Linked DNA regions of Homo sapiens: region 2 is linked to region 1. Evidence: chromatin contacts called from ENCODE Hi-C or POLR2A ChIA-PET data. All regions are on one chromosome and are shown on one strand. The core of a region is the stretch at or near the end of the contact, and the rest is flanking DNA. Distances in the headings are between cores, read along the strand shown.

Region 1 (2,700 bases), core at 24-2,523:
CAGTAGAGACGGGATTTCACCATGTTGGCCAGGCTGGTCTCGAATTCCTGACCTCAAGTGATCCAACCGCCTCGGCCTCCCAAAGTGCTGGCGTGAGCCACCGCGCCCAGCCTGATTTGAATTTTAATTCATTAGCGACGTTTAAAAATCCCAGGATTTCACATAAAAATCCAGATTTCAGACGTCGAAAAAAAATGTAAAATGTTATCTCCCAATGCCGCAGGCAAACAGGATCACAGTCCTGAATAGCAACCGCGGTATCTAGTGGTTACGGTTCTCACATCCATTTTGCTCCATTTTATTACCTGAGAGGACCGGTATTTTCAAAACCTGGTGTATCAGTAACTTTTAGGGAAAACTTTTGAAAAAAGGACTGCACACACGCACCCTTTCTTCCTTCTCGTTCTTTGAAAGGAAACAACAGAAACGATTCATTCTGCAGGCATTCTGCGCTAGTCCCACGGACAGGCGACTAACAAGAGATAAAAAGGTGTGGGTCCCATAGGCGGTACGGTGTTACCCCTTCTGGTTGGCGGGTACCACGTTGCCGGTCGGGATACGGACCCACTGCGACTAGCACTAGGAGTGCTGACCCGAGCTATGCAAAGTTCTGACGAGAAGGCGGAACGGTACTTAATGAAGAGGATTAAGGAATCTAAATCGGTTTCGCTAAATTAGACACATCTGTCTAAGCAGCCACGGTCTATTCGCAGCAGGGGCGGGAAGACAAACCAACGCCCCAGCTCTCCGTTCAATCACCCGCAACTCAGCTCTGGATTAGACGCACCCTACGAAGATACCCGGGTTTCCGGAGCAACCGCCCGGGCCGTCCCCCTTTGGCCCCGCCTCCGAGACTCTTTCCCGCCAAAGGCCGTTATCGCCGCAGAGCATGGTGGGACAACGCTTTAGGCTAGGTTTCACCAAGTGCTTTGAAGGCGCCGAGTTGCTTTCAAAGATCCTCATTCCTGGAGAAATCGACCATCCTTCAAGACCCGACCTGGATGACTAGCTCCTTTAACGAAAGTTCGTTATTTAACTTTTACCAAACGGCTGGTCACTCTGTTCGCAAACCACCCCAAGCTGGGAACGCGGGGGACTTTTTTACCCCCTTCGTGGGGAGGGTGACGTCGCGCGTGCGTGCGCGTGCGCTGAACGTAGCCCTCGCAGCACCCGTTGCGCTCCCGCGCGTGCGTGTTGGGATCGAATCGCTGTTTCCTTCCGCTTCTCTTCCTCTGTCTCCCCCCCATATCCGTGCGCCGAGCTGATAAAGGCGCCATTTTGGAGGGGCCGCGGGAGACGTGGTGCCGCTGCGGGCTCGCTCTGCCGTGCGCTAGGCTTGGTGGGAAGGCCTGTTCTCGAGTCCGCGCTTTTCGTCACCGCCATGTCGGGAGGTGGTGTGATTCGTGGCCCCGCAGGGAACAACGATTGCCGCATCTACGTGGGTAACTTACCTCCAGACATCCGAACCAAGGACATTGAGGACGTGTTCTACAAATACGGCGCTATCCGCGACATCGACCTCAAGAATCGCCGCGGGGGACCGCCCTTCGCCTTCGTTGAGTTCGAGGACCCGCGGTGAGGCGGCATGGGGCTTGCAGCCTTGAGGAAATAGGTCCGAGTAGTTGGGGAAGGCTCCAAGGCCTTAACATAGAGAACGGGGAAGCGGGGGCTCTTAGAGAGGTTGGGGCGAGACTGTATCGCCCATGCAGGAGTCGAGTAAGGAGCTGAGTTGATGTGGCTTCTCTGGCGCCTCGCCTTGGACGTCCCCGGAGCCCATTCGCAGGCTGGAGCGGGAAACTGAGGCGCTGAGGGCTGGTGTAGTGGTTGGGAGCCTGGCGTGTTTCTGGGTGGGGGAGGGGCCATTCCTATTATGCGGCGCATGTGGGCTCTTCCACGTTGGGTGCGCATGTGCGGGGGGTTTGCTGGTTCCCAACTGAGCGAGCTTCTCCTCCTGGTGTTTCTCATCCCTTTTACTTTCTGCGATCCCGCAGAGACGCGGAAGACGCGGTGTATGGTCGCGACGGCTATGATTACGATGGGTACCGTCTGCGGGTGGAGTTTCCTCGAAGCGGCCGTGGAACAGGCCGAGGCGGCGGCGGGGGTGGAGGTGGCGGAGCTCCCCGAGGTCGCTATGGCCCCCCATCCAGGCGGTCTGAAAACAGAGTGGTTGTCTCTGGTGAGTGTACTGGTTGTGTGGATTGATGTGAAGGGACGAAAACTACCTAAAATTTTTCTCTTGCGTGACAGGTTTAATAATTGCAAATTTTTCATGCTAGGTCTTAAATTGCTTTAGTTTTTGGGTGAATTTAATAAACGAGGATTGCTGCTGTGGTGATTTACCAAATTAGGTTGCGGTACTAGATACGAAGATCGTTACAAATAATTTTGGACTCTGGATTCCAGAATCTTACCAGCTCTCTTTACCTGGTATCACTTAAGTACACCTATTAAGTACTTTAAAGTACTCTTTGTCCTAATGTACCTTACCAGCTTAACGTGAAATTTAAGATAATTGGTACTAAGAAAAAAAAAATCACTTTTTCAGGACTGCCTCCAAGTGGAAGTTGGCAGGATTTAAAGGATCACATGCGTGAAGCAGGTGATGTATGTTATGCTGATGTTTACCGAGATGGCACTGGTGTCGTGGAGTTTGTACGGAAAGAAGATATGACCTATGCAGTTCGAAAACTGGATAACACT
Region 2 (2,700 bases), core at 66-2,565, 2.6 Mb before region 1:
TTCATAAGCAGTACAGGTTTATGATCCTAAAAACATCTCACCATCATTACAACGGAATTCCTTCCAAAACTTTAAGTTGCCGGATGGTTACGTTTCAGCCCTTCTAAATTAGCTTACGCTTTACTCCAGCAACCAACCCCAGCAATCCCGGGTCAATCTGGAGAACTGACACCACCGGTAGGAGGCAACCGAGAGGGATAAGACTTTCAGGAGCAGAATTATGACAGATTCTCTAAGGAAACACTACAGTTTTTCCTTCGCCTGGCCCAGGTGCAACATCGATTTATCTTTTGGCCAAAATCTGGCGCCAGGTTTCAAACACGTTTCCTCTGGTTGCCACCAAAGTGAAGCAGGGAAGGGAGTGGACTGCTTCCCATTGATCCTTGGAGGATGGAAATAAAGCAAGAATAGGCTGCAGGGAGACGGCAATCCTATCTTCCCCAAGGCCGCTTGGTTTGCCCGGACCTCCACCCAGCAAAGCGCTATTACAGCTTTTAGTCACTTCCATCAGTGTATACTTTGGTTGCGCTCTGGGTGCCGGGGGCCCACGCGGGGCTGGTGCCATAAAAGCCCTGAACTGCCTGAAAAAGGGGCGGGCGCCAAACAAGCCAGGGAACTTACCCAGTTTCTTCCACATGGCAAGGTGACAAGCGAGAAAGCCTTTGCGGATGGCAGCGCAAACCTTAGCCGGCTCGGACGAGGTGAAACCCTTCTGCTTCTTGATGAAACCCCACAAGTGCTCCCGGGCAAACTGTGCCGCCTCCCGCCCGCCGTGCCCGTCGCACACGGCGAAAAAGGCCACGGAGGAACGGCGGCGGCAGCAGCGGCTAGGTGCCGGCGAGGCCCCGGCGTCCGGGAGAGGGTCGCGAGCCTCTCGGGCTGCCACCGCTGGGCCTTTCCCCGAGACTTCGCCGCCGGGAAGGGCGGCCGGCGACGGCCGCGGAGGCAACGGCTGAGACAGCGACCGCCGCGGCGAGGGCTTTTCTTCAGCCGTCGGTTCGGGCTCCACAACGATTTGAGTAACGTCCTCCATGTACTTCCTCCCGCCCTGGTCGGAGAAGACGCTCACTCCCAGCGAGTACAGCCCCGCCATGGCCGGCTGGCCGGGATCCCGCCGGTCCCACGCAGCCCGCCGAATCCGGCGGCGGGAGACACACTAGGCGCTCGCCGGCCAACTATTGTTTATCTTCGACGACGCCGAGAAGGGGGAGGGGGCGGACCCGGAGAAGGGGGGGCGCGCGATGTCTGGACTTGTCCGCGAGAGCTGGGCCGGAGCGCCGGAGCGAGCAGAGCCAGGCAGTTGCGCCTGCGCACTGCGCTTCCCCCCACCGCCCGCGCCCACCACACAAATCAGGCGTTCTCCCCCGCTGACGTCACTCGGCTCTCTAAGCTCGACCAATCCGGAGTCGAGTGGAGCGAGCCCGCCCTCCGTCCCCGCCTTCGCTCCCGCCTGCGACGGCCGCGCTGCCTCCTCCCGCCGCTGGCGCTGGGCCCGCGCATCTCCTAGTTTGCTTCCCCTACGCCGCGGGCGTTTTCGCCCTCCGGGTTGTCGGCAGTTGTTGATCCTTTCCCGAGCGGCTTGGTCTGTGTAGGCTTTTGGCTCAGTCCAGCGTTCTTAATGCGGCCTGCTGGCCTTGGCGTCCCGCTGCTTGCTTTGCTAGGAAGGTGGTGTGGGCTCGGGCCCCCAGCGAGTGGAGAATGAAGGGAGAAGAGTTCACCCTCCTCCTAAGCGAAATGGCGGGAAACCTCCCTTCCAAAGGGCGATTGTGAGCTGGCCGGAACAAGTGCTGCACCCTTGAGCTGGATCTGGGTGGGACGTATTCGACTGGGAATGGAGGAGGGAGGGAGTCCAGTTCTGTTGTTTAAAAAGCACTTAGGAAATTTCCACCGTCAGCTGCACAGTCTCGGTTCACATAACTAGGTATGTCAGAGACGTAAGAGGGCTGTATTCTAACGAATTCCTAGGCAGATCTTTTCAGCTTTTGTTAAAGGTAGTGCTCGTTCCGACCAGCTCTGGATACAGCATTTTATTCCTGCGGTATCACTTCAAGTTATCACTTGAAAATAACTGACAAACACTGCCAAGAGCCCCAGTGCTCTAACGGTTTGGTGATCGTCCCCTCTCTTCACCGAGTCGGTCACAATCCCAACGCTAAAACCTTTGCACGGATTTTCATGGAGTTAAGCCGCAGAGCGAGGAATACACTAGTATTTGCTCAGTAGCATACGTTTTGTAGTTGAATCACTTTAAAGTTCACTTTTCCCGTTTTTGGCCATTTCTTCATCAATCTGTACTTTCCTGTAAAACCTTTGAGATTTTCAAATGGCCTAAAAACAGTATGGAAACGGGAATGGGGGGAATGTACATACAGTTGGCACAAGAAATAAAAATAGAAAAAATCTTTATATCAATAAAAATATAAATAAGCAAAATCAGCTCAAGAAAATGTAGAAAATCTGAATAGATCAACTAAGTAAAAATAAATACAATTGAAGATATTCATTACCCCAAAAAGCACTAGACCAGATGGTTCCAGGGCATGGAAACGCTTGAAAAAAAAAATCCCAGCTTGTTTGGAGAGGTAATCATAACCCTGTTAGTAAAACCTAAGCATTATGAACACTAAAAGGAAACCTACAGACCCTGTTTTGTAACGATGAATACAAAAATCCTAAATGAAATATTAGCATTGTAATTAG

The links. Hi-C counts contacts between places; a loop is a spot of excess contacts on that map. ChIA-PET counts read pairs that join two places held with the same protein, here RNA polymerase II (POLR2A). Pooled maps may share reads with other maps.
Region 2: a map of CD8-positive, alpha-beta T cell shows a loop between it and region 1 (8-fold over the local background). The contact joins the promoter of PPM1D here to the promoter of SRSF1 in region 1. A Hi-C loop is called at or near these places in 1 of 168 maps with a recorded cell type or tissue (CD8-positive, alpha-beta T cell) and 6 of 50 pooled maps. POLR2A ChIA-PET finds 5 or more read pairs at or near these places in 1 of 52 experiments (GM10248).

Annotation. Positions count from the first base shown.
Region 1 is chr17:58,005,819-58,008,518 of GRCh38, reverse strand. SRSF1 (serine and arginine rich splicing factor 1) reads left to right here and starts at 1,273. Exons shown (of 4, transcript NM_006924.5): 1 at 1,273-1,575; 2 at 1,992-2,176; 3 at 2,546-2,700. The coding sequence starts at 1,382. RefSeq lists enhancers at 922-971, 920-1,638, 1,762-1,811, 2,082-2,131, 2,463-2,700.
Region 2 is chr17:60,598,808-60,601,507 of GRCh38, reverse strand. It overlaps PPM1D (protein phosphatase, Mg2+/Mn2+ dependent 1D), which reads right to left and starts at 1,315. Exons shown (of 6, transcript NM_003620.4): 1 at 622-1,315. The coding sequence starts at 1,093. RefSeq lists enhancers at 1,196-1,245, 406-1,393, 1,394-2,382.